Regions from separate parts of the Homo sapiens genome. Here all the other regions are linked to region 1. Evidence: chromatin contacts called from ENCODE Hi-C or POLR2A ChIA-PET data. All regions are on one chromosome and are shown on one strand. The core of a region is the stretch at or near the end of the contact, and the rest is flanking DNA. Distances in the headings are between cores, read along the strand shown.

Evidence for each region. Hi-C counts contacts between places; a loop is a spot of excess contacts on that map. ChIA-PET counts read pairs that join two places held with the same protein, here RNA polymerase II (POLR2A). Pooled maps may share reads with other maps.
Region 2: a pooled map shows a loop between it and region 1 (5-fold over the local background). The contact joins the promoter of TBC1D22B here to the promoter of GLO1 in region 1. A Hi-C loop is called at or near these places in 4 of 50 pooled maps. POLR2A ChIA-PET finds 5 or more read pairs at or near these places in 2 of 52 experiments (CD8-positive, alpha-beta memory T cell and PC-9).
Region 3: a map of B cell shows a loop between it and region 1 (8-fold over the local background). The contact joins the promoter of CMTR1 here to the promoter of GLO1 in region 1. A Hi-C loop is called at or near these places in 3 of 168 maps with a recorded cell type or tissue (B cell, CD4-positive, alpha-beta T cell and CD8-positive, alpha-beta T cell), 3 of 37 single-sample maps with no recorded cell type and 15 of 50 pooled maps. POLR2A ChIA-PET finds 5 or more read pairs at or near these places in 2 of 52 experiments (CD8-positive, alpha-beta memory T cell and PC-9).
Region 4: a loop to region 1 is called in a map of CD8-positive, alpha-beta T cell, with 9 times the contacts of the local background. The contact joins the enhancer-like site here to the promoter of GLO1 in region 1. A Hi-C loop is called at or near these places in 1 of 168 maps with a recorded cell type or tissue (CD8-positive, alpha-beta T cell) and 7 of 50 pooled maps. POLR2A ChIA-PET finds 5 or more read pairs at or near these places in 1 of 52 experiments (Caco-2).
Region 5: a pooled map shows a loop between it and region 1 (5-fold over the local background). The contact joins the enhancer-like site here to the promoter of GLO1 in region 1. A Hi-C loop is called at or near these places in 2 of 50 pooled maps. POLR2A ChIA-PET finds 5 or more read pairs at or near these places in 2 of 52 experiments (OCI-LY7 and activated B cell).
Region 6: a loop to region 1 is called in a map of CD4-positive, alpha-beta T cell, with 7 times the contacts of the local background. The contact joins the promoter of KIF6 here to the promoter of GLO1 in region 1. A Hi-C loop is called at or near these places in 2 of 168 maps with a recorded cell type or tissue (CD4-positive, alpha-beta T cell and naive thymus-derived CD4-positive, alpha-beta T cell) and 6 of 50 pooled maps.
Region 7: a pooled map shows a loop between it and region 1 (5-fold over the local background). The contact joins the promoter of MDGA1 here to the promoter of GLO1 in region 1. A Hi-C loop is called at or near these places in 9 of 50 pooled maps. POLR2A ChIA-PET finds 5 or more read pairs at or near these places in 4 of 52 experiments (HEK293, WTC11, activated B cell and 1 more).

The regions. Positions count from the first base shown.
Region 1 is chr6:38,701,193-38,704,920 of GRCh38, reverse strand. GLO1 (glyoxalase I) reads left to right here and starts at 1,776. Exons shown (of 6, transcript NM_006708.3): 1 at 1,776-1,950. The coding sequence starts at 1,867. RefSeq lists enhancers at 1,500-1,659, 1,840-1,939, 1,960-2,009, 2,042-2,634.
Region 2 is chr6:37,255,831-37,259,558 of GRCh38, reverse strand. TBC1D22B (TBC1 domain family member 22B) reads right to left here and starts at 1,787. Exons shown (of 13, transcript NM_017772.4): 1 at 1,586-1,787. The coding sequence starts at 1,641. It overlaps TMEM217B (transmembrane protein 217B), which reads left to right and starts at 1,415. Exons shown (of 2, transcript NM_001395378.1): 1 at 1,415-1,991. TMEM217 (transmembrane protein 217) reads left to right here and starts at 1,415. Exons shown (of 3, transcript NM_001286401.2): 1 at 1,415-1,991. RefSeq lists enhancers at 785-1,420, 1,507-1,566, 1,667-1,726 and a silencer at 1,827-1,956.
Region 3 is chr6:37,431,285-37,435,012 of GRCh38, reverse strand. CMTR1 (cap methyltransferase 1) reads right to left here and starts at 1,792. Exons shown (of 24, transcript NM_015050.3): 1 at 1,636-1,792. LOC107986531 (a long non-coding RNA gene) reads left to right here and starts at 1,790. Exons shown (of 2, transcript NR_171666.1): 1 at 1,790-1,962; 2 at 2,078-2,785. RefSeq lists a silencer at 1,447-1,636 and enhancers at 1,637-1,916, 1,609-2,110.
Region 4 is chr6:37,514,566-37,518,293 of GRCh38, reverse strand. All of the region lies in intron 1 of LINC02520 (long intergenic non-protein coding RNA 2520), which reads right to left. Among named protein-coding and RNA genes, the nearest start is that of LINC02520, 9.1 kb to the right of the region's middle. RefSeq lists enhancers at 1,010-1,389, 1,480-1,529, 1,402-2,186, 2,187-2,971. Within about 2 kb of position 1,598, at least 20 of the 41 ENCODE cell types and tissues checked have a DNase peak (open chromatin) inside an H3K27ac peak, as active enhancers do; they include CD8-positive, alpha-beta T cell, where a contact is called at or near this core.
Region 5 is chr6:37,678,210-37,681,937 of GRCh38, reverse strand. The region is part of intron 1 of MDGA1 (MAM domain containing glycosylphosphatidylinositol anchor 1); the gene reads left to right. Among named protein-coding and RNA genes, the nearest start is that of MDGA1, 18 kb to the left of the region's middle. Within about 2 kb of position 1,882, at least 8 of the 41 ENCODE cell types and tissues checked have a DNase peak (open chromatin) inside an H3K27ac peak, as active enhancers do; they include OCI-LY7, where a contact is called at or near this core.
Region 6 is chr6:39,723,441-39,727,168 of GRCh38, reverse strand. KIF6 (kinesin family member 6) reads left to right here and starts at 1,761. Exons shown (of 23, transcript NM_145027.6): 1 at 1,761-1,924. The coding sequence starts at 1,859. RefSeq lists silencers at 1,521-1,720, 1,427-1,758, 1,971-2,040.
Region 7 is chr6:37,696,404-37,700,131 of GRCh38, reverse strand. MDGA1 (MAM domain containing glycosylphosphatidylinositol anchor 1) reads left to right here and starts at 2,249. Exons shown (of 17, transcript NM_153487.4): 1 at 2,249-3,387. The coding sequence starts at 3,321. RefSeq lists silencers at 1,138-1,207, 1,228-1,297, 2,164-2,293, 2,314-2,383, 2,444-2,573 and 3 more and enhancers at 2,896-3,625, 3,626-3,728.

The DNA of each region.
Region 1 (3,728 bases), core at 527-3,026:
CCAAGATCACACCACTGCATTCCAGCCTGGGCGACAGAGGAAGACTCCATCTAAAAAAGAAAATTAATGCAAAAGAAGACAATTTGGGGGTCTTTTCAATAATTCAGTGGTAACACACAGTATATGGAGAGTTTGTGTATTGCTCCAATTCCCGAGTTTAAAAGGTTTAAGGTCTAGTTCCATATAGAAGTCCTGCAGTTCTAATAGACTGTGTTTTGATGAAATATCCTCAGTAAGTTAGTATGAGGTATGCACAACATTTCTGCTGAAATCCTTATCCTGCCTATCATTTTGCAGTGGACATCCATGGTTCAGTTTGCCTGGCAATCCTCCCTTCTCATAAGAACATCATCGCTCTTCTTTTAGGGAACTAACAGATCCTCCCCAAACTCCAATCAGGTGGTCCTAATCCAGGTTGCCAATCGCAGTGCTTCAATCACAGGAGTAAGCACAGGTCCTAGGCCAGGCCAATCACAGCTCCTTCTTGGATTTTCCAATTTGATAAAATCCAGGCTGGCTGGATAAAATCCAGAGGGAGAGTTTACTCCCACTCCTAGTGAGAGAACAGCTGCCAAATTTCTAGTCTTATGGAGCTGGTGTCTGACAAACTGAAGCTGCGATGCAGAAAAAAGCTGAGATGAGAGACGGGGACATCTTGGTGGTGGCCAGGTGGCTAGTGCCATATACATCCCTGCCCAACCTCATTTTGGTTAGGTGAGCACCAGTCATTCCCATTTATTCTTTTAACAACAGGAAGTATTTAATGAGCATCTACTATTATGAGCCAATCATTGAAGACACAGTGATGACTAAGCCTTCCAGTGAACACAAAATATATATTAATGTAAAAAGTACTGCAAGTTATGGACATTTGGAACCTAAGTAGGCAAACCATGACTTAAATCTCATTTAGGCTGGGCACAGTGGCTACACCTGTAATCCCAGCACTTTGGGAGGCTGAGGCGGGAGGGTCACTTCAGCCCAGGAGTTGAGACCAGCCTGGGCAACATGGTGAAACCCCCATCTCAAAAAAATACAAAAATTAACTGGTCTTGGTTTTGCAGCCTGTAGTCTCAGCTAATCGGGAGGCTGAGGCCAGAGGACAGCTAGAGCCCCGGAAGTCGAGGCAGCAGTGACTGCAGTAAGCTGAGAGCACACCACTGCACTCCAGCCTGGGCGACAGAGCGAGACACTGTTAAAAAAATTAAAAAAAAAAAAAAAAGAAAGAAAGAAAGAAAAGAAAAAAGAAAAAGGAAAAGAAAACTTATTTAATTCTCAACAAATCCTGTTAGGAAGCTCAGAGAGGGTCAGTAATTATTGCAAGTTTCTAGCGCTAATATATAGCGGAACCAAGACTTGAACATAGGTTTTCGACTCAACAATTGTTTTAATTACTCTGCGCTGCGTAAACTGAGAAACCTCTGAATCCTTACAATTTTAAAAGAACAACTTACAGTTTTCAGTTTCCATCAGATTCCAATTTTCTACCAAATTGCAGCCCTGAGGTATGAATGGTTACCAAACTTTAGTTAAACAAACAAAATTAGCTCATTAAGTAACAGAGAAACCACTCTGCCCAGCCTGCATTTTTTTTTTTTTTTTTGTATGAGTTTGCCTCCTTTATGCGCAAGGCTCCTTGGGAGTTGTAGTCTGAGGCATAGTCCTGTGGGTGGAGGCGCTGACTCACTGGGACCCAATCAGCAGAGAGTCAACTTGCTCTCCGCGCAGCGATTGGCTGGAAGTCAGCGGTCTCCCGCCCGCGGCGCCATCGCGCCATTCCTAGTTAAGGCGGCACAGGGCCGAGGCGTAGTGTGGGTGACTCCTCCGTTCCTTGGGTCCCGTCGTCTGTGATACTGCAGCGCAGCCATGGCAGAACCGCAGCCCCCGTCCGGCGGCCTCACGGACGAGGCCGCCCTCAGTTGCTGCTCCGACGCGGACCCCAGTACCAAGGTGGGCACAGGACCGAAGGGAACGGCTCCCCCAGCTCCGCTGGGCCGGGACCGGGCCGCATTCTATCCAACCCCATCCCGCCGCCGCTGCAGGTCCGCCGGCCTCGGGCGGACGGGAGTGTGATGGGAAGAGGGATAATGGTGTTTGATGGGGCGATCGTGGGGCCCGCGAAGTGTGGAGGGGATCTGTTGCCTCAGCTAGTTTCAAAGACTGCGACCCTGTTTTGAATTGGCTTGTTTATGTTGCGACGGTGGCTGGAAGCCAGGCCAACCCAGGGTCAGCTTTCCCAAATCAGTCGCCAAGGCCCACGAGAACAGTAGTTTCAGAACTCCCAGAAATAGGTTCAAAGATGCCTGTCCTGTACCAGTCCTGCCCAGCCTCGTTTTTCCTTACCACCCTGACTGCAGTCTTAACTCCTGCAAACTAATTTGATCGCTCTAAGTTTAACCGCGCCCAGAATTTCACTTTTGCTTGCTTGGCCTTTGCTGTGGGTCACAACAGCCCTTCTTGCCTTCCTCATCTTCGTGGGGCCCAGGAGAGATTACAGAATCATAGAGTTTGGATCTGAAAGGAATCTTAGAAATTCCTTCTCTTACCCTCTCGTTTTACAGTAATGACCCAGTAAGAGAAATGACCTGTTGCATACAAAGGCTTTCACTTACCGAACATGTCTTTACTGGGTAAGAATCAGTGTAACTCACTCAGGTGTGGTGTTTCGGTTGCCTTGTTAAGATCAGACACAGTTGGCGGGCGCGGTGGCTCACGCCTGTAATCCCAGCACTTTGGGAGGCCAAGGCGGGCGGATCACGAGGTCAAGAGGTAGAGACCATCCTAACACGGTGAAACCCCGTCTCTACTAAAAATACAAAAAAATGAGCTGGGCGTGGTGGCGGGTGCCTGTAGTCCCAGCTACTCGGGAGGCTGAGGCAGGAGAATGGCATGAACCCGGGAGGCGGAGCTTGCAGTGAGCTGAGATCGTGCCACTGCACTCCAGCCTGGGCGACAGAGTGAGACTCTGTCTAAAAAAAAAAAAAAAAAAAAATTCAGGCACAGTAACCGCTGTTTATTCCAGTGAAGTCATCAGTGTCTGTAAACACCTTTGTATTTATTTATTTGACTACATCATTTGTAAATTCCTTGAAGATTGAATATGTGCTTCGTGCAGACCTTTAAAAGGGGTAGATAAGTGGTCCATGACTCTGGTCCCTGCTTGTTCTTTACCTTCAGGGCAAAGAGTCAGACACATCTCATTGCTAAAACTTTTGACTAGCACCTGGTACTTGGCTTAGGAAAAATGTTAGTCATTGCAAAATTAAGGGGGAAGGTAAAAAAATTCCGTCATGCCCATCTCACTTGTATATCCCTTAATATTAATACCTGGTTTTTTCATATAATGTAAATTGAGTCACTCAGTGTAAAGTATTTTCCCAGATAACTAGGGGTTTTATGTAATGGGGTTTTCAAATAAAAAGGATTCCAGGGATATCTTTATAAAATATACTAAGTAAATGTCCTTGCAGCTTAATTTACATTCCACAGTATCTAAATTTCTCTTGATGATTCGGAGTAATTAATTTTGAGATCAGTAATTTTTGGCCATGGGAGACATAAAATGGAATACATAATAATAGCTGGTATATATTGAGTGTGCCAGGCCCTGGCTTGGTATTTTAAGTACATTGTTTAATTTAATCCTAACAACAACCCTATGAAGAAGGCATAATTATGATCTTCATTTTACAAATAAGGACACTCAGGCACATAGAGGTGTTGAGTGA
Region 2 (3,728 bases), core at 538-3,037, 1.4 Mb after region 1:
GATTGTTAATAGCAACCAGCAGTCAGAAGGCACAGAAGCCCATGCCACGTCCCACATCTCTTACACTGCTTCCTGATACAACAGTCTTCCTATTGATTATGATTATAATCTTAGGATGTCAAAATTTAATGATCTCACTACGGAAAACCCCAGAGAATAGCAGTTAGCACAACTAGAGAGCTCACTAGACCAGGAAGGAAAAGGAATCAGTTGGCAGGAAGTGTGCTTACCTAAAAACACAGAACATCTTTAACAGTAATATTAACACTGTTGAGTCCACAGCACTTTAATCTGAAGTTATCTTTGCATTCCTTTCTATTACTTTAATAAGTATTACTAAAAGCTGATTTCCACCCTATTCTCCATATGTCTACTAGAATCCTTAATAAAATAAGACTCTTGGTGGGGCATGGTGGCTAACGCCTGTAATCCCAACACTTTGGGAGGCCAAGGCAAGAGGATCACTTGAGGCCAGGAGTCAGAGACCAGCCCTGGCAACACAGTCAGACCTTGTCTCTATTTCATTTAAAAAAAAAAAAAAAATTAAGGCTCTTACCTAGCCACTACTGACCCTCATCTCTCTCTCGCTTAAAAAAAAAAAGTCACGAGTTCAAAAGATTATCCCAGAAGGAAAAAACCTGAATCCATTAGAAAAGGTAGCACAGGGGACACAACCAAACATGAATTTCATCACCAAGTAGACTGTAGCTGGCAGAAATCTTAAATTTACGACTGAAATACACACTCTTCCTTATACTTCTCAGGACTTTGCCCAAAATAAACTGAAACAGTAAACCAACAGTAGATTGATGGATGGATAATTTGCCAAAAGTCTCAACATACACCGAAAAGAGGGTGGGGGTAGTCTTAGGGGGTCTGCTCTCCAGTTAAACAACTGAAGAATGAACGAATTTAGTGCATTTGCACAAGAAGTGCATTACAATGCAGGGGAGGAAGAAGTCACTTGGGGTTGGACAAATCCTTAGAAAATGCCAAAGGAATAACCCTGATTCTGTGGTCGTCTTGTAATAATTCCTAGTGGGAAAGGGCCAACTCAAGATAAAGTAAGGTCAGGGTTGAGAATCGTCCTCACTTTTCCTGCCTAACCCTCTCGGCAGGCGGCCCCAAACTCCCACCGGAATCCTTCGGGTAAGTGCCGACCTCAGGGATCAAGGGAAGGGGCCATCCTCGAGCGACCAACCACCTGTGCGTGGTGGAGACCCCTGAGAGGGAGTCCTAATTAGAGTGGGAAGCAGCTCTGGGGAGGAACTTCCGAGACCAGGGCCGACACTGACTATTCACCCAACTCCACTCCCCTTTACGCCCAATCTTCGGCCACCTTCCCGCTGAGGTCACCCCTCCTGAAACCTCCGCCCCCAGACCCCGGTCTACACCCACATCCAGCCGTCCCCAAAGCTCGCTGTTCGCTTCGCTGCCTGACAGCTGCCCTGCCGCCACCAGGCAGTCCCAGCTTCCCCAAACCAGTCTTCTGGCCTCTGTGGCGCCCCAGGCCCGCGGGATTCAGGGATTAGGATCTGGAAGGGTTTGGTCCAATCCCCTATCCCTCTCAGCGTCCTGGGCTCACCTCCCCGGCAGCTTAGCGCTCCTCTTCCAAAACTGCTTGCTGTTCTCAGCGGCCATTGCTCTGGCCGGGGGAAGTCCTTGTAGGCGGGCCAAGGGTTTGCCCGGCGAGATGCCCCCAGACCCCGCAATCTGAGGGCCAACCCAGGCCGCTTCCCCGCCGCCGGTCACCCGCTCCCAGCTCCTGGGGACGCCATCTTGGATGTGGGCACCCCTCCACCCAGCACCGCTGCCATTGGTGAGCTGCGCAAGCCGTGGACGGGCCGACCAATTGGGAGCCGGAATCCTGCAGGCCGCTGAAGCCGACCGGTAACGTCAGGGGCTGGGCACACAGGTGGACGGGGAAGGCGGAGCTTGGACGAGCCGAGAGGCGGGGCTCAAAGTTCCTACCCGCGAGAGGGAAGAAGCAGGTAAGGTAAGGGACCTATGGGAAGGAAGAGGGGATTATCTTCTTCGTGAGGAATGAAGTTCCTTAGTCTAATATTTCTTGGCAAGAGAGAACATACTATGTATTTATATATAGGAATCTTTCACCTAAAAGTAAGGGCCCATGTGTTGGTTGTGGCCCATTTTTAACATCTCTCAATTCAATGACACTCTGGTTATTACCCTCCTTTCCTCATTCCGTTTACATGTCCATTCGTTTTTCTGAAGGAAGGTCAGCAGGGACCCGATAGCCCGGGATTGCTAACTGTTCAACACGTGAGCAACGGTTCATCAGAGTCTCCCTCTCCCTCTGTTTATTGAAAACGATTGAAGGACTTGTGCTGTGGGTTAAAAATTCAAATGATCTAATCCCTATGTCAATCCATAACTCTCACTTTCTGACTATGCTAACAGTGTATATAGGAAATGGTTTATGATAGCTGTCCAACTCAGATTACCAAATACCATTTCTTTGAAGGACACAGTATTGCTCCATCGTGTGAATCACAAAGTTAAGGATGTATCTCCTCCCGGCCCCACCAACATCCTTAATTTCCCTTGTTAATCTATTATAAATCTTGCACCCTTGAATTTATTTTCAATCTAATTTTCCCAGACAATGAGATTTAGTATTAGCATTTTGAATCCTTTGAATGTCTTGTCAGCGTTTTTTGCTGGTTTTGAGTTTCTGTGGTTGTATTCCGTGGTGATTTGGGGAAAGAGGGAAGGCGGGCACCAGTCCAGAGTGGTTTTTGTCCCTTCGAAGGACTGTTGAGGTGGGCTGCGTGTCCCCCACCCCCACCCCCACCCTCCATTTACAGCTACCACATGTACTTCCACATATTGGAGAATACTTAAAGACCTGACCCCTGGCCCCAGCCAAAGAAGGACCTTCTTTTATATGTCCTCCAACGACGGTTTCTTCATTACTCCCATTTTCAAGCTTCTTTTGTCCCCTAATTTAAGAATTATAGGATTGGATGACAAGGGCTATTTTTACTTCCTCTGAGTCTTTCATGCTATAAAAGCATCTTATCTTCTTTATGGGCATTTAACCCAGAGAAAAAAAGCCCCTCTATTCTTTTAATTATTTTACTTGCCTTTCTCTGGCGCTTCTTTTTCTTAGGATGCAGTGACCAGCACTGCACACTAAGCCCAAAGAGGGATGTACTGAGGCTTTGTTAAGGCTGATGTTTTGTCTTTATTCTGGACAGCCAGACCTTTTGCTGGCTGTTTGGACTTTAGAAGAGTTGATGTCTTGAAAGAGTAATCTAAAACAACTTCTAGATTCCTTACCTTGGTGGCAACCAGCAGTTCAGAGTTCATTGTCTTAAAGGTATCCTCTGAATTGTCTTTCCCTATGTGAGCTGCCATACACTCATCCATGTGACAAGATACCTGCCACTTTCCAGCTTATGCACATGGCTTTAGAGATGTTCCAGAAGCTGCTCCCTATTGATTTGACATTTTACTATGTGGAAAGCAAAGTATGATTTGTGTATCTAGACATATCTCAAAATACTCCTTTTTCTTAATCTTCTATGAAATGTTAAATGACACTGATTCCCAGGGGGTGTAGTTAACAGTGCTCAACCCAGAAAAGCCCTGTTATTTCTACAGTTTGTTTTCTATATCAGTTTCCCCTCCAAGATTTTTTAAAAATTCACATCAGTTACCTTGTGATGACTTTTTAAATAGGGAAATTGAGATTGTTGGAACCT
Region 3 (3,728 bases), core at 543-3,042, 1.3 Mb after region 1:
GGAAAGTTATTGGGACTGGAGGTAGCTATACCACAGAACTCAGTTACGAAAACAACAATTTTAAGGACAGAAATCCACCTCCACAAAAAAGAGTGGAAACCAGCTGGGCGCGGTGGCTCACGCCTGTAATCCCAGCACTTTGGGAGAAAGAGGTGGGCGGATCACCTGAGGTCAGGAGTTCAAGACCAGCCTGGCCAACATGGTGAAACCCCATCTCTAGTAAAAAAAACACAAAAATTAGCCGGGTGGTGGCACATGCCTGTAGTCCCAGCTACTCAGGAGAACCGCTTGAATTGCTGAGGCGGAGGTTGCAGTGAGCCGAGATCACACCACTGCACTCCACCCTGGGCGACAGAGCAAGACTCCGTCTCAAAAAAACAAAAAAGAAAGAAACAGGCACCATGCCACCATCAATCATCCATCCCCATGGTTAGGTACATGAGAGATAAGCACGAGAAAAAAATAAGATGGAATGAAGTGATTATGAAACCCTGAAATCTTAACGAATTATCAAGTTAAAGAGCAAGCAAGAGAAGTAGTGAATACAGTGTGGCTTACACACAACTGATTGGCTGTAGAGAACTCAGAAAAGAGGACTCAATACAGGGTGGGCGACAAGCTGGGAAACAATCCTTAGGGAAGGCGAGGTACAGCAAGAAAGTATTGAAACCCAAAAGTGTCACTGATGCTCCCAACCTCGTAAAACCCTGGATCACATGTTTCAGTTCTCTCCAACTCAAGGAAGAGCCAATCAACCCAATGCACAACCGCCACCTTCCTGAGAAAGCAGCCTCTTACTAGATACAGGCAGGGGCTGTCCCAGGGAAGAACCGGAGACACTGAGCAAACAGAAAGCAAGACCAAGCTAAGCCACATTTCACTTTAAGCCGTAGTCTTAAATACCCCCAAAAGGCCCCCAGGGTGAGATAAAGGAAGGCTCATCACAGAGCTTGCTTCTAGCCATTGCAAGCGCTAAAAGCTTTTAATTCTTAAGTGACTCGGGGGGAGACTGGAAGTACAGCAAACTCAAAGCGGACTGTTGAACAGCTGTGTGAAAGGCAGGAGAGGCGGATGCTCCTCCCCAAACCACATCACCTTAGATTTGGGCCTTCCAAATCATCTCATCCAACCCTATCATCTTCCACGGGAAAAGACTGCGGCCACAGAGGTGAAGGCCACACAGCTAACCAGTGCCCTGCTCAAGTGACCCACACATGCCAGCAGAATGCTCTGGCAGGGAACTTCTAAGCGGAAGGCAAGCGGCCTGGTTCTACCTGCTGCTTCCGCACAGAAGGGGTTCAAATCCCCTCTGCAGTCTTCTCTCCCTGGGCCTCGGTTTGGCACTGCCACCCCTAATCACAGAGAGAAGAGATAAGCTCCCATGTCTCCCGGCCAGTCCCTTCATTTGAAGATAACATGAGCGTGTGAATGTGTGCGCAGAGACGTGTGTCAGCGGCAGCTCGGGCTCCAGGGAGCCGGCGTTGGGGGTGGGAGGAGGAGGGAAGACATAAGGGGCCAGAAGGCGAGGAGACCCATAACCGCGGGCGGGGGGCCCAGGCGGCGGTGGAGGGGAGAAGGATGCTGAGCCCGCGCGCCCGCCCGCTTGCTCCCCCCGGGCCGCGCGTCGGCACTCACGCTGAGGGGAGAGAGCGAGCTGCCGGGGAGCGGAGGGGGGGTCAGGCCGACACTGTCGCCGCCGCTGCCAGAGCCGCCGCCTCCTCCCTCAGTTTCGTTTCCCCACAAGCCAGCCCGGGTCCGCCAGCCGCACCGTCGCGCTCGGGTCCAGTACTGCGGGCAGCGCAGCCTGATGACGTCACGGACAGCGCCGCGCCTCGGTCCTCCCCCGGCCGGGTCCCGGCCCCGGGAAAGGCAGCTGAGGTTTGGCCCGCTCCACCTCTCAACCTGGGAGGTCCAGGGGCGCCTGCGCGGAAAAGCCGCCCGGAAAAGGCTGCAAAAGCAAAAGTAACTATCTCCTCCTTTGGCTCTGAGGAAGAGAAACCAATACAAAAATTGTAAGTGCTAGGTGCCCTCACACGACCTCATCTTACTTAATCTTATCATTATCTTCATTTTACAGACTAAGAACAAGTTCAGAGAGGTAGATGGTAAACTGGTTGAGCGAACGCAGTGTTCTTGTTCCCTGCTGTATCCCCAACATCCAGCCTATGGGACATCTCAACAGATTTTGAACGAAGGACGGGAGGACAGAAGGAATGCCGCCTGTAGCATCTTACCATATGGGCACAGTTGGCTCTCCATCTCAAACCTCTCTTCTGATTTTCAGGCCAATATGGCCAAACGTCTGTTGGACATCCTCACTCAGTCACCTCAAACCCCATGAATTCAAATTTCACCTTATGTTCTTCCATCAGCTCACTTTTTTCCTGGTGAAGGGCGCTGCCATCCATCCTGTTGGTCCAGCTAGAAATCTGAGGAATCTCCCTCTTCTTCATACCCCAAAGTTTCTCATACACTTAATTGCGCTTACCTCCTAATTGTCTTTCAAATCCATCCATTCACCCCCATCCCCATTGCCACAATTCATGCACTTACCCCCTCTCGGCAGAATTTCTCCAGTAACTCCAAACTCCCGTGACTGTCTCCAGTTGTGATCCCTCTAATGCGTTCTTCACAAAACCAAAGTGATTTTTATAATTTTCAACACCTGTGAAAAGAAGGGAATTTAAAATTGATTAATTAAACCTGATCCTGTCACAACCCAACAATGATTAAAATCCATCAATGATGTCCCATTGCTCTTAGAATAAAGCTAATGTCCTTAAAATGGCCTCTGAGACCCTCCAGCATGACCCCTTCTTCAGGTATGCCTTGTACTGCTATCCCTTAGTTCTCCCCATGCTGACTCTTCTCAGTTTATCAAATATGCCGTGTCTCCGCCGGGCGCGGTGGCTCACACCTGTAATCCCAGCACGTGGGGAGGCTGAGGCGGATGGATCACCTGAGGTCAGGAGTTCGAGACCAGCCTGGCCAACATGGTGAAATCCCGTCTCTACTGAAGATACAAAAAAAGTAGCTGGGTGTGGTGGTGCGCACCTATAGTCCCAGCTACTCAGTAGGGTAAGTCAGGAAAATCGCTTGAACCTGGGAAGCAGAGGTTGCAGTGAGCAGAGATTGCACCACTGCACTCCAGCCTGGGCGACAGAGCCAGACTCCATCTCAAAAACAGAACACAACAAAACAAAACATGCCATGTCTCTTAAGAGTTCAGCCCCCTGCCTGGATCATGCTTCTCCTCTTTGCTGGGCTAATGTCCATTTATCCCTCAGGAGTCACTTTAGTGTCCCTATCTCGAAATATTTCCTGATGTCACAAATCTAGGTTGGGAGACCCACCTCTGAGCTCCTAAAGCACTCTGTCCTTCCACTATCAAAGCACTTACCACGGTGTTGTATAATGGCCTGTGGACTCATCTGCCTCCCCGACTCAGCTGTAAACTCTGTACAGGAAAGATTGTCTGTCTGTATTAAATTCACAAGATTTAACAGAGGCTGGTGGTCAGTGCTCAATAGATATTTACTGAATCTGTGGAAGTGTGGAATATGAATGAAGGTTGAGTGATATGTTCAAGATTACAGAGCTAGGAAGCAGCAAACAGGTATTTACCTAGTTCTCTATGTTCTAAAGTTTAGTGTCCTTCTTTCCACCTCACTGAGGCTTCTTAGCATGCATTATGACATGAACACTTTTGGTAATCTTGTAGAGCTTAT
Region 4 (3,728 bases), core at 349-2,848, 1.2 Mb after region 1:
CACCGCCCCTTCCCTCTCCTGACCTGAGCACCCATGTCCACACCCAGCATCCTCCAAGGCCTCCTGTTCATCCATGCTGGCTTGTAGACCTATCAGGAGGTTTTAATATTGGACATGGAGGGAAAGGGAAACATAACAGCACCAGGGAGGCCCAGGGAAGTCCAGAGCAGCCAAAGAGAAAGGCGGATCTGAAAAGGGAAGCCTTGGGTTTACTCAGACATGGCCCTCTTTTCATTTCAGGGATGAGAGTTCCGTCAGGAAGCATCACATCACCCATCTTACATGTGTGATAAGGAGGTAGCAACTAATTATATACTAATGTGTTTCTTACATTGTCTCGTCTATAACCCTCACATCAGTCCTATGAGGCTGACAAGCTGACTCTCACTTTATGGATGAGATGAAGCACAGAAAGGGTAAGTAACTTGCCTGAGATTGCCCAGCTCATAAATGAGGGAGCCAGGATTCACGCCAGGTCTGCCTCATGCCAAGTCCACATTCATAGCCACCTCGCTCTTACAAGTCCTCAGGCAAGGCTCTTTCTACATCCGTGACAGAATTCTGTTCTGACACTGCGGCCTCCTCTCGCTTCTCCTCCCCTCCCCTCCATCCTGCTGCCACAATCTGTAGTCAGCATATGCCTCAGAAAGGCGACAAAGCCACAGACGTGTCCTCAGAGGTTTTTAAAAAAAATGTAGCATTATTATGCAAGAGCTGAGAGAATTGTTGCTAGAAACACCCCTCGCCTTACTTAATCCTGGCACGTTGGAAAACCCATCCGAAGACATGAATCTGAGCCTCTGGGGCACCGAAGACCTTGGACTGGTTTTCTCCTCCATCCCCTGCCTCTGGAAGGAGGCCTCTTAAATACGATCTGAGACAGAGAAGGGCCTCTCCTGAGAAGACATCTGTTACCCTTGCTCTATAGGGAGAGGCCCAAACCAGGAGTGCCCAGTTGCACAACTCCAGGGGCGCCATTCCCACACGGTACCGCGTGCCTGTGTCCTGCAGCTGCTGCAGGCAGCCTCCCTCCTCCCCGACTGCCCTCAGTCTCTCCAGTGCCCCATGGCCCAGTCCATCCTCCGGGAGTTTTGCACTGTCTCTAGGTCTGCCCGCTGCAGGCCTTGTGGCATCTTAAGCTCAAACCTGAGTCTGACGGATGGCTGGATGCTGGGCGGCACAGCGCGTCTGGAGTCCTTCCCGGGAGAAGCCCCAAGTACAGCCCAGTAAATCAATAAACAAATTAATAAGCAAATACTGCTGTCTGCTGAGCTGAACTAGGACTCCCGGGTGAACAGATTTAAAAATCAACAACAGACGGCCACAGGGCATGCCTGGACCGGGCACCATACCTTCGTGGAATTTTCAGAGGCTCCATCCCCCAGCCCATCACTCTCAGGACTAGAAACACGGTGGTGCGGGGGTGGGGGGACTCCTGATTTGGGGCTGGCAGGGAGCAGCACGGGACAGGCTGTTGTCTGGGAAAACCCCCCCGCCAGCTTCGACTCTCCCTCACTTGCTCTAGTCTGCTGCTTCCTGCCAAGAGGAGGGCTTGGTGCACTGCTGGCAGGACCTTTGATCTGGGTACCACAGATCATGATGTGACCAAGGAGCCTCAGTCACGTGGGGCACCAGTTAAGGGGGTTGGCCCTTCCTAGCTGACTCCCAGCCACACTGCAGCAGCTTCTGTTCACTTCTCAGCGGGCTGCAGAGGCAGGGAGGGGGAGGCCAGGTGGCACAGGACTGACCCCAGTGGATGCCACCTCATCACCCTGTTGGTGAGAGAGCAGGCAAGCAGGGCACATGGGCCTGGGGAAGACCACAAGGCCAGGTCCTCCAGGCAGGGAGGCTCTGGCAGAAACCTCTGTGCCAACCCCCTCCTTCCTGTCCCCGAATGCAGAGGCCTGCCCCTCCCCGCCCCAGTGCCCAGGAGGCCAGGGTCAGGAAGCAAACAGAAATGCCTGCATGCCTGCAAATAGACTCCAACCGATCTCAGGAGAATTTCCAGCCAGCAGGCCTGTGGCGCCCTTTGCTGAAAGGGCCTTCTGAATGCCCGAGTCTTCTCTTTTGTGCTCACAAATGCCACCCAATCGCAGCGGCCGCGAAGCTGCATAAATAAGGCAGAGAGAGTGTCTGCCTGGGGCGCTGGCCTCTGGGCTGCCTGCCAGGGCTGTCAGGCCGCCCAGACTTCAATACCAACAGACTTAAGGGACAAGAAAACAGCTCAGGTAAAGGCTTGGAAGCTCAGGAGGGAAGTGACCTGTCTTGTGAGGCGACGGAGATCAGTCTGCTCAGGGCCTTCTGATGCTAGGCTGTCGCTAGGCCCATGACCCGCAGGCTCTCCCCCACCGGGTGGGCACGAATGGTGCCCAGCAGCTGGGGAAGCAGGCCTCTCAAGCGTCACCCTGCTGCATCCCATATCTCATGCTGCTGATGAGCCAGGGTCCACACTTTCTTTTCCAGCCCACAGGGAGGGGGCTCATCAGGCTGCTAGAGCTCTCAGCAAACACTGCAGAAAGAAGGGAGGATGCTGCCGGGCATGGTGGCTCACGCCTGTAATCCCAGCACTGTGAGAGGCCAAGGCAGGCAGAACACTTGAGCCCAGGAGTTCGAGACCAGTCTGGTCAACAAGGCAAAACCCCGTCTCTACTAAAAATACAAAAATTAGCCGGGCTTGGTGGTGTGCACTATAGTCCCAGCTACCCGGGAGGCTGAGGCAGGAGAATTGCTTGAACCTGGGAGGCAGAGGTTGCAGTGAGCTGAGATCGTGCCATGGCACTCTAGCCTGGGCAACAGAGTGAGACTCTATCTCAAAAAAAAAAAAAAAAAAAAAAGCAAGGGAAGATGCCAGCCAGCCCCAAACACCCCAGGACGCTTGGAGAATTCTGGCCATGAAACTCACCTGCTGGGAAACTCTGGTGACCCACTAGGCCCACAGAACATTGTCAAGACCTTTGAGAACATTCTAACGTTCCTCCACAGAGTCTAGCAGTCATTGGTATATGCTGTGTCCCAAAGCACCTTTGAGGAAGGTGTCAGGTGGTGACACTGAGGAAGACAGATATGGTTCCTGCCTTCCCGGAGTTGCAGTGAGGGAATCCGGGCTCTCAGATTCACAAGGCGGAGTGTGGTTTTGCTGGGCCTGGAAGGCTATGGTGCATCTCATGGGCTGGGGCAGCAACTCATTGCAGGTGGTGGGGAGGGAGAGAGAGAAGGAAGCCAGCCTGCTGGGGGTTGTCTGGGCAAACAGAAACCTCTCCCTCTCCCGCCTCCAGGCTGGCCGGGAGAAAGGCGCAGCCCCAGGCCCTGAGTCTGCCTCCCAGGCTGCCTGCCCTAGGGCACTGCTCATTAATTACCACAGTGCCGCCAAGATAGCCCTGGCCTGGACTCAGTCCCACACCAATTGCCATGTGAGAGGAAAAGAACTGGAATTTGGGGAAAATGACAGAGAAAAAAGAGATCGGCTTCAAGGGAACAGGCCCTGAGTGTAACTTTCTTTCTGGCCCTGGGGAAGACAAGAAGCTGCACAATGTGGATTGGAGCACAGGTCCTGGGGCAAGTCCTGGCTCTCCTCTACATGCTGTGTGGCTTTGGGTGAGTCACTTGACCTCTCTGTGCTTCAGTGTCCTTGTTTGTAAAATGAAAGTAAAGACAATACCAGTGTTCACAAGGCTGTTGTGAGGATTAAATGAGTGAATGCATATTCAGTGCTTAGAGCTGCTCCCAGC
Region 5 (3,728 bases), core at 633-3,132, 1.0 Mb after region 1:
GAGGAGCTTGCTACTGAGGGATGCCCCAATGTGCCCAAAGCACTGACACCCTTGTCTGGTTCACTCCCTCCTTTCTGGAGACTTGAGGGAGCAGGGGCTGCAAAGCCTGGCTGGGGTGAGGGTGGGCTTCATGCCCTCATTGTCCCCTCCTCCTCTTCTGTTGGAGATCAGTGTGTGTGTGTGTATCTGTGTATAGGGACCACTGGTATGAGATAAACTGCTCTCACTTGGTACCTCAACAGAAGCTGTAACATGTTCCTCCAGTTCTCTCTGCCTCGTGCAAGTGCACATTATTTGTATTTTTTGTGCATGTAATATACACTGGCATGTGTGTGCTGTAGGTGTGTATATGGGTGATGATGTTGCACACGATAATATGTATGTGCAGGGAACTATGTATATGTGTGGTAGGGGGTCCTACAGACCTCTTTAGGGGCTTCTCTGGGTCCACCTTTATCTCGCTGCCCCTCCAGATGGCCTCTGGTCACCTTTTTCTTGGTTCCAAGGCAGGGGGTGGGCACGGGCATCCAGCACCCTGGGTCATCAGTCAGGGACTTATGTCCAGCCTGGGTATGGCCCCCACCACCCTTCCTAGGAGACCTGAAGAGGGGGGGCAGGGGCAGGCCGAGGCTGGCCTGGAGCTCCTGGCTAATTTTCCTGGCCTCGATTGATCTAGCAGCTTCTCCTGAGTCTATTAGCAGTCCGCGAGTGAAAATATCCCCCATCGTGAGCCCTGACCTGAGACAGGGAGGAATCCGTAGCAATTTGTTCAAACAGAGGAAAGTGTTTCCCTCTGATTTGTATTCCAATTTACTCAGGCAGGAAGGGGGTCAGGGTAGGACCCAGGCACTGCCAGAGCTGGGCCCAGACCCATCCCCCTTAACCCCCCATGCCAGCCGGGTTGGCAGCTGGTCCTGCCCAGGTTTCCTGGGGGGGGGGGGCTGAGGAGGAAGGGTGGGCCCCAGTAGGGGACAGGGAGGGAGGTCTGCCAGCCTTCCCAGCAGGCCCTGCTCAGCTGGAGAGCTCAGTTGTGGATTTGGTTTTCACAAAACACAAAGCCGCCTGCTCGGAGCCTCTCTCCCAGGCACTGGGGCCTGCGCCAGGCGTGCGCTCACCCGCTGCGCCCGTGCCAGATCTGGGCTGGGCTGGGTGCATGGAGACAGTGGCCCCAGCTGGGCCAAGTGGCAGGGGGGCTGCTGAGGCCCAGAGGGGAGTTGGCACCTTTGAAAAGCGCTGGTGCAGTGTGGAGAGCCCCAGCACGGCCTTCCGATCCAGTGCTCATGCTTACTTCCCAGCCTGAGCAAACTGGGGCTCTGTGGTGTCCTAACCAGGCAATCTTTTGAGCACCTGCACTAACTACAACTCTGGTCGTATTAAGTACCTGCTGTTTGCCGGGCACTGGACTAGTGCTGCCAGGTGTCTAGTCCTTGCAGGGTCCGGTCGTCTTCATGTGCCTCAGTTTCCTCACTGGTGCTCCTCCCATCCTTTGCATACCTCTGTCACCTCCTTCATGCATCTCTGCTCAGCCCTTCTCACTTCCTCTTGGGAGGTGCTTCTCCCTTCTAAGGGTAGCCCTAGTGGCTGAGGGTCACAGGGCTGATGCCTCTGAGCAGGCTGGCTTCCTTTCTCCCCGATTGCTTCTTTTGGCCCCACCTTGCCCTCCCCATCAGGGCACAGGCCTCCACAGAGGTGGTGCCATGGCAGCTGGAGAGGAGGATTCTGGGAAGGGTCAGGCAAGTGATCCCGCACAGCTCACCTTCCATCCCCACCTTTGCCTTCCCTGGTGTGTCAGCGCCCCACCCCCGCCCCCGGGAGGGGAGTAACCAGAGAAGTTCTTCACACTGAGGTGTCAGTAACTAGCAGCTCTGAGGTCAGCTGTCACACATGACTTGCCAGGCTCCATGACACCATCGAGATCTAATTTCAGAATCAAGTAACTAAATATAATGAAGTCGATGAATAACCATCTCTCGCTCAGGTGGGAGCGTAGGGAGGCAGTGTGGCCTGAAGGATAGGAGCAGAGGCTTCTGAAACAGACCTGGGGTGGAGGTCTGCTCGGCCGCTCACTAACCATGTGATGATGGGCAGGTGTCGCACTGTGCCTCAGTTACCCCATGCACAAGACAGGGCTAATACTGGTACCTTCCTCAGAGGGCTGTGGTAAAGGGGAAATGAGGAATGTGTGGGAAGCCATGTGCCTGGCATGTGGGAGGCAATGACCACCACTGTTCGGAGGAGGGTTTGCTAAGTGAGTGATTCCATCACCGAGGCCTGGCTCAGGAAGCTGCCGCTGTCACTGGCTGAGGCACAGAGGCTGCCACCAGGGAGGCGGCATGGGAGGCTCTGTGTACAGGCACGTGTCACAATATCGGGAGAGAGAGGGAACAAGACTGAGACCCTGGCCCAGGAGGAAGGGTAGAAGAATTCCAGTCCTCCTCCCATTTTCCTTTTGGGGAAGTTTATAGCAAGAATCTTCCCTTCTAGCTACTGTACAGGGCTTGGAGACAGGTGTTTTGCACAAGCCCTTTACTGCCACCCACCCACTGTCCATTCCAGACCCCATTTTCCTCCCAAGGGGCAGCCTCCCTCCTCCCGCATCCACAGCCCCCAGCTATCTCCTGATAGGGGCTTTTCTGTCCCTGGCCGTGATTGAACTCTGGTCCAGTTGTCCTTCTCCATCCCTGAGTCCTTCTTTTTTCTCCCCCCACCTACTCGATTTCAAGTCATTTAAAAGTTGTTTCAGAGGCTCAGCATTATAATCAGATCCTATGGAGCCTGCCACTTATGTGGTTTCTAAAATTTTAGCCAAAAAAGGAGAGGAAACCCTTCAGTGATGGAGAAAAAATAAGAGACTACTTAAGCAGGAGGGCAGGTATTGCATTTCTCAATTTATAAATATACCTGATGCTAAAGAAAATATGCTCCTAAACTTTATGTTTCCTGAATTGATGCTTGAAAAAAAAGATTGTTCATCCCTTTAAGGGATTTAATGTGCTTTTGCTCCCAGGGGTGCTCGCCTTTTGAAAAGGATACAGAAAGAGAATAAACAAGTGACTATTTAATATGCAGGGTGTTGATTTGATGAGTGTTACGAACATGCATAGCAGGGAAAGGGATTGAGCGTGATGGAGGTGGGGGCGGGCGGGCTGTCTTAAACAGGGTGTTCAGGGAAGGCCTCTCAGAAGACAGCTGAAGGAAGGGATGGAGCAGGCTCTGGAGAGCTGGAGAAGAGCAATCCAAGCAGTGGGGAGGGGGTGGGGCTGTAAGTGCAAAGGCCCTGAGGTGGGAAGGGGCCAGGCCTGCTTGAAGACTGACAAAGAGGGCAATGTGGCTGGAGTGGGGAGGGCAGTAGAATGGGAAGTGGGGCTGGGAGCCGATGGCAGAGGGCATGGCAGGCTGTTGAAAACGCATTGGCTTTGACCCCAAGTAGGATGGGAGTCATGACAGGGAGAGCAGAGGAGAGATGAGATCCTCTGCCTGCTGGTGGAGAACAGACTACAGCAGGCAAGGGAGGAAGCAGGGAAGACCTATCAGGAGGCTGCTGTCACAAGCCAGGCAGGCCTCGGGAGTGGGGGCTAAGACTAGGGTGGCATCGCAGGGGGCAGATTCCTGATTGGTTCTGAAGGTCAAGCCGACAGAGCTTGCTGGTGAATTGGGTGTGGGGTGTGGGAGGAGGAGAAAAGTCATGGATGACTCCCAGATTTCTGGCTGATACTTGGTTAACGGGA
Region 6 (3,728 bases), core at 512-3,011, 1.0 Mb before region 1:
TGCAGTGAGCCGTGTTCATGCCACTGCACTCCAGCCTGGGGTACAGAGCAAGACCTTGTCTCAAAAAAGAAAGAAAGAAAAAAGGGTGTCTTTAATAAACTTTTTGTTTTGTAAAAAATAATACAGAGAGAACTCGTATACCCATCTCCCAGTTTTCCCCAGTGGTAATGTTTTGCATAACTATAGTACAATATAAAAATCAGGGAATTGACATTGATACAATCCATCAATCTTATTCAATTTTATGTGACTTTTGCCAGTTTTACATGTGCTTATTTGAACATGTGTGTAATTTGTTCTATGCAATGCTATCACATGTGTAGATTTCTGTGATCACCATCACAGTCAAGATACAGAACAGCCCATCACAAGGATTTCTTTTATAACCATACCCTGCACACCTCCCTGGCAATAGTAATAGAACCATACGGTAGTTAGCTTTCGAGTCTGGCTTCTTTCATGAAACATAATTCCCCGAAAATTCAACCAATTTGTTACGTGTATCAACACTTCCTTCCTTCTTAATTGCTGAATGGTATTCCAGTTATTTTAAACTATCAGCTGAAGAACATCTGGGTTTTTTTTCCAGTTTGGGGCTATTACAAATAAAGGTGCTAAAACTATAAACACACATGCGCAGGTTTTTGTGTGAACACACGTTTTCATTCATCTGAGATAAATGCCCAAGAGTGCAATTGCTGTGTCTTAGAGTAGTTGCACCTTTAGTTTTGTAAGAAACTGTCAAACTATTTTCCAGAGTGGCTGTACCTTTATACAGTGTATGTTTTACATTATACATTCCTACCAGTAAAGTGCAACTGATTCAGTTTCTCCACATCTTTGCTAGCATCTGGTGTTGCCACTTTTTTTTTTTTTTTTTTTTTTTAAGCCATTCTGATAGATGAATAGTGATGCCTCATTGTGGTTTTAACTTATATTTCCCACGTGGATAATAATGTTGACTATCTTTTCATGTGCTAACAGTGTTTGAAGAGCTCATCCTTTCTTGCCGTGACCATTGTGTGGGAAACAGTCCCCTTCATCCAGTTTTATCCTTTTCCAAAACAGAGCTAGCCCCACTTCTAATTCCATCATGGCATAGTTTGTATTCCTTGGTTTTGATTTCCTGTTGAAAATCTGTCTCCTTGTCACTTGAGAGACCTTGTGAAGGAAAAAAAAAATCTGTCTCCTTCTTCAGACTGTGATCTCCAAGTGGGCTGGAGCAGTTCTGCAATCTTGGCTCACTACAGCTTCGACCTCCCGGGCTCAAGCGATCCTCCTGCCTCAACCTCCCGAGTAGCTGGGATACAGGCGCGCCACCACGCTTGGCTAACTTTTGTATTTTTTGTAGAGACGGAGTCTCACTATGCTGCCCAGGCTGGTCTCAAATTCCTGGGCTCTAAGCGATCCTACCACCTCGGCTTCCCAAAAACTGCTGGGATTACAAGCATGAGCCACCACGCCCGGCCCAGTGCTGTATTTTTTTTTAAAGGCAAGGGCATGGAGAATAAAATGGGTGAATGAGCGGGGCGGGGCAAGGCATGGTGGTTGTTCCCCTTTAACCACACGGTCCAGGCCGGGTCCGGCGCTAAACCCAGAGCCCAGACACTCGCTCATGCGCATGCGCAGCGCTCTCCTCTCCACCCCCGCCCTCCCCTCCCTAGCCCCGCCCCGTAGTGGCCTCCTTCCGGTCGCGACCAATTAGAGGGAGGAGGCGGGATCCTGGCTGCCAAGGTGCTCACTGGGTAGTGTCCCTAGCTACTGTTGCTAAGACTGTGGGTCGCCGGAGGTGGTGGGAGTTAGTTTTGGCAGCCCGGGCCTGAGAGAGGTCAAGGGTCATTGCAGAGCCAGGGAGGAGATGGTGAAGCAGACTATCCAGATATTCGCGAGGGTGAAGCCCCCTGTCCGGAAGCACCAACAAGGGGTACGGGCTGGAGCCTCCGGGGCGCCGGCGCGGCGGGGCCTCTTGGGCTGGGGTCGGGCGGCGGCACGCGAAGGGGCTGGGCGGAGGTGAGGGGCTTGCTGGTGGGCGCCGAGGCCGCCCGGAATCCCGCACACACTGACCGAGGAGCCCTGCAGCCGCGAAGACCCCCGCGCACTGCTGTCAGCTACGCGACCGACAGCCAGGCCACTCCTACCTGGCACAGCGCAGACCCGGCAGAGAGCCATTTTTTTTGCACCCAGGCACACGTGTTCACGCGGGGGCAGACTAGTGCATGTTCAGTATGCCTGTATAGTGTGCGCTTCAACTACACATAAGCACTTATTGCACCTTTCTGGGAAACTCACGCAGCACCGCACATGCAGATACACTCAAAGGTACATTTTGGCACTCGGGCAAAACGTGCAAGCAAGAGATGCGTGTTTATGTACCTCTGAAATAATACAAATATAGATAGACACAAATGCACAAAGCATACACATATGTAGTACTTTGCACCCAGTGGGGCCTCAGTAATTAGTTGACTGTTGTTATTCTCCAACATAAACGTGAACCTTTACATATACTCCTTGTATTAATAGATATAGGTAGATGCTTAAGCATCCTGACCCAAAGAATACGCATGTGTACTTCATTCAGAAACAATTAACTAAATATTTACCAGGTGCTTCCTCTAGTGTGCTAAATTCAGAAAGGTATAAAGAAGGTTAAGACATTGCCCTGACTCTGAGCAATGATACTTTGTATGCACCTTTTTTTTTTTTTTTTTTTTTTGAGACGGAGTCTCGCTCTGCCACCCAGACTGAAGTGCAGTGGCGCGATCTCGGCTCACTGCAAGCTCTGCCTCTTGGATTCACGCCATTCTCCTGCCTCAACCTCTCAAGTAGCTGGGACTACAGGTGCCCGCCACCACGCCCGGTTAATTTTTTGTGGTTTTAGAAGAGACCGGGTTTCACCCTGTTAGCTAGGATGGTCTCGATCTCCTCCTGATCTTGTGATCCGCCCGCCTCGGCCTCCCAAAGTGCTGGGATTACAGGCGTGAGCCACCGCGCCCAGCACTTTTTATGCTTCTTAAATATTTCAAAACATCCTCTCTTCTGCCTAGAAGGGAGCATAGTCATTCTTATGTATCTTGAGAAATGGCCACCTGACAGGTGCTTTATCTGCATTATCTCTCATTCTCACAAGAACCCTGCAAGGTTGGTGTCATTTTCCGCATTTTACAGATTAGGAAACTGAGTCTCAGGTTAAATAATGTGACCAAGGCACCCAGCTGGGGAGTGGCATAGCTGTAATTTTTTTTTTCAATTTTAGAACATTTATTTTATTCGTTATTATACTTTAAGTCCTGGGGTGCATGTGCAGAACGTACAGGTTTCTCACGTAGGTATACACGTGCCGTGGTGGTTTGCTGCACCCACCAATCTGTCATCTACATTAGGTATTTCTCCTAATGCTATCCCTCCCGTAGCCTCCCACCCCACGACAGGCCCCAGGGTGTGATGTTCCCCTCCCTGTGTGCATGCGTTCTCATTGTTCAGCTCCCACTTATGAGTGAGAACATGTGGTGTTTGGCTTTCTGTTCTTGTTTTAGTTTGCTGAGAATGATGGTTTCCAGCTTCATCCATGTCCCTGCAAACGACATGAACTCATCCTTTTTTATGGCTGCATAGTATTCCATGGTGTATATATATGTACCACATTTTCTTTAACCAGTCTATCACTGATGGGCATTTAGATTGGTTCTATGTCTTTGCTATTGTGAACAGCAGAGCTGTAATTTTAA
Region 7 (3,728 bases), core at 1,000-3,499, 1.0 Mb after region 1:
AGAGCCACAGTCGCTGTGATCACTCCCTGAGAGCTTCCTGGAAGGGGTAGAGACTTCCAGGAACCCTCTAATAATGGGAAGAGGATGACAATAGAAGAAGCTATCCCTCATCACTCCCTCAATTGGCACCACTTCCTTTTCTGACTGGATGGGGGAGGCGGGAAGAGGCATGGTGGCTGTGTATCTCTGTGGGACAGAAAATGAATTTTTTGCCTTTGAGGTAACAGTCCGGGGCTGGGGAGTGAAAGGATGGCTACCCTGAGGGTATCCCAGGTCTGTGATATCTGGCCATGATGGGCATCATTCGTGAATTCACTGAACATGTCTGCAGCTGGCATCTGCTGGGAGCACCGCACTGAGTCTGGACTTCCTATCAGCCTTGGACCCACGGGGTAGAAAGGAGAGAAAAGACGGAAGAGGGCACAAGGGAGGCGCAAACGAGTGGAGGTGGGCTAGAGAATAGGAATCTTCGGATGTTCTCGGGCTTCCTGAGATGGACAGAAAGGGGGCTGAGAAAGGAAGGTGGAACCCCCCCATGCCACCAGGCACTTCCCGACACCTCCCGCTCCTCTTCCAGCAGTCAGGAGCGCGCGCTCCGGTGGGGCTTAAGCCCTGGAGAGTCAAGGGAGGAGAGACCCAGCAGGAAATGGGCCTGGGGAAGGGACGGTTCATTATTATTATTTTAAAAAAATTTATGTTTCAATTTATATGCAGACTAACCTTTTTGGAGTGTGGAGATCTTTGAGTTTTGACAAATGCATAGAGCCGTGGAACCACCATCAAGATATTGAGCAGTTCCAGGGGGCGAAGGGAGGGGGGGTTCGTAGTCTCCCCGCTTGTTAGCTGCTGCGATTGTCTGCGCTCCCACGGGCCGACCTAAAACAATTCTTGCGCACACGCTGAGATAAATAACGGCGACAGGTGGAGCAGGTGAGATTAGCAGGACCCGGGTTGGGCGCGGGGCGGGATCGGAGGCGCGGGGGAGGCCACCAGCCTCGCTTGCCAGCCTACGCCCCTCCCCGCGGGCGTTTGGGAGGAGCGTTCTCCGCACTCCTGCTCCGCGAGGGCCCCTTCGAGGCGGCTGAGACCCGAGTGCCGGACTCCCGCCGCTGGAGCGGGGCTCGGGTTCGGCAGCCGGAAGGAGGTGTGCCCCCGGGGCGCTTGGGGGCGCCTGAGGTCCCGAGGGGAGGCAAGATGGGAAGAGTGGCTAGCCGAGGAAAATGTGGGGTGACTTAGGGAAGCTCTGGCGGAGGGGTCGTGCGAGCAAACCTGTTGGCAACCTGTGGGCCGCGGCAAGGGCAGGAGCTCTCAGCGCGACCTCTCCGCCAGCTGCTCCGGCCCGGCCCCAGCACCAGACGCCTGGAAAGGGGCGGGGGCCTCTCGAGCCGGGCAGACAGCCTTGCAGACCCACAGCCGCGGCCCGTCTCGCGCGGCTGCAGGACCCCAGGAACCGCAGGCGCCCGGCCTTTCCCTAGGACCCCCGCTTCAGTCCCGCCTCCCCAAAGTGCAAAACATTTACGAAGTGTGCAGTGCCCTGCGGGCATGGGTCTCCGAAGCGAGCGGCCGTGTTTGCCCCGCGGGCTGCTGGCAACGGTGCACCCGGCTCGGCCAGCTAGTCTGGGTGTGCAAGGCTGGAGAACAGCGAGTGTGCGAGCGCGCGGCTGCAGAGCCCCCGCCGAAACCCAGGTCCCTCCGCCACTGTCCTCGGGATAGATGGATCCATTTCTGCTTTCTGACATTTTCCTGCTGGGCGGGGTTGGGGGGGAATGTTAGGGGGCGGAGAGAGGAAGAGAGAGAGAGGGAGAGGAGAAAGGGAAAGAGAGGAGAGGAGAGGAAGGGAGAGAGAGCGAGAGGGAGAGAGAGAGGAGAGAGAGAAGAGAGAGAGAGGAGAGAGAGAGAAAGAGAGAGAGAGAGAGAGAGAGAGAGAGAGAGAGAGAGAGAGAGAGAGAGAAAGAGAAAGAGAAAGAGAAAGAGAAAGGCAGGCAGTCAGCTTCCCCCAGCCCTGTTTTGTTTTCTCTAATTGGTCCTGGGGGAGGCGAGGAAATTGGACAGAGGCTGGGCCAGGCGAGCTGGGCTGCCTTTAATTGGCTCCTTTTTTTAACTGGAGGGGAATCAAACAGGAGAGCGAGCGACAACGGGTGGGAGAGCGAGAGACCGAACGAGGAGACGCGAGGAGGAGGGAGGAGGAAGAGAGGGAGGGAGGCGGGAGGAGCGCGGAATGAAAAGCTCGGAGGGGCGAAAAAGCAGCACAGCAAAGCCCAAGTTGCTGAGCGAGCGGAGCGCTCCCGCGGCCCGGAGCCGAGCGGCCGCCGCGCCCCGGAGCCCGGCCCGGCCCCGCCCGCTCTGGGCCCCCGCAGGCCAAGGCCGCCGGGCGGGGGCGGGGACGACCAACTTGGGGCGCGGCGTAGCCCCGCTCTCCCGAGAGCTCGGAGCCCGGGAGGGCTACGGCCGCGGCCAGACGGCGGGAGAGGAGCGCGGCGAGCGGAGGCGGCGAGCGGCGCCCGCGCCGCAGCCCCGGCCTGGGCGAGAGCGCGAATATTTTTCAAAAGACTCAAACTTTCCTCCTTTCCCCGTTTTCTGGGGCCCTTCTTGCCTGGAATTGCTCTCCAGATTCCCGCGGGGCGCCGGGCTGCTATTCTTCCCCCGGGTTTATCGGCGGCTCGGCTAACTTCACGGACCCGGGGACCCGCGGCGCTCGTCCCTCGGCCGAACCCAGCCCGCGCTGCTCCCCGGATCAGGAGGGCCGGGCCCGGGGCTGCTTCGCCGCCGCGAGTGCTTTCAGCCCGGCCCCCTGGAGTCGGGCCGCTGAGCCCACGGCAGCGGCCGCAGGACTGGAAACAGCAGATTGATTAACTCGAGCGGAGCCCCGGCCTCCCCGACTCCGCTCCGCTGAGGGGCGGCCCCAGTGCGGGGAAACGACAAGTTTGTCAGTCGTCCGTGGCCTGTTGGATCGAAGCGCCGCCTCCGCCGCCGAGAGGTCCCCGGCGCCTAGCATCCCGCGCGGACGGCCCTGGGTACCCGGGGCGGCTCGGCGGCCGGGCTCCTCGGGTCGGGGCGCTGGCTGCTGTGCCGGGCGCGCCGAGGCACCCGGGGCTGGGCCAGCGCCCCCTGCGTCCCCACGCGGGCAGCGGCCCCGCCGGAGGAGAAACACGGGTCGCCGCCACCTCCGCCTCTTCAGTCTCCTGGTCTTCGTCGCCGCTCTCTCTCTCACCTCTCAGGGAAAGGGGGGGACATAGGGGCGTCGCGGGGCCCCGGCGAATGCGCCCCCCGCCGCCTCTCGGGCTGCGCCGCCTCGCGGGGATGAAGCACCGGCCGTGAAGATGGAGGTGACCTGCCTTCTACTTCTGGCGCTGATCCCCTTCCACTGCCGGGGACAAGGAGTCTACGGTAAGAGCCCGCGTCCCGCTCCACCTTGGCTTAACCTCGCGCGGAAACTTTGCAAGAGGCGCAAAGTGCGCGCTGCCGGGGTTTGGTGGAGACCTCGACTCGGACTCTGGAGTGGATGCCCGCGTCCCCGCCCTCTCCAGGGCGCGTGGAGACCGAGCTAGCTGCTTCGGAACACAGGGGCCGGTCGTAGGGTCTGGTGGGAAGCCGGGATGTCAGGAGGAGGCACCCACTTTCCCACACCCTGCTAGAGGTGGGAATGATTAGGAACCCTTGAGAGCACCCGGTCGGCTCGGGAGACCCGGACAGACCCAGTCTAGGACTGGTGCAGCGACTTGCACCGA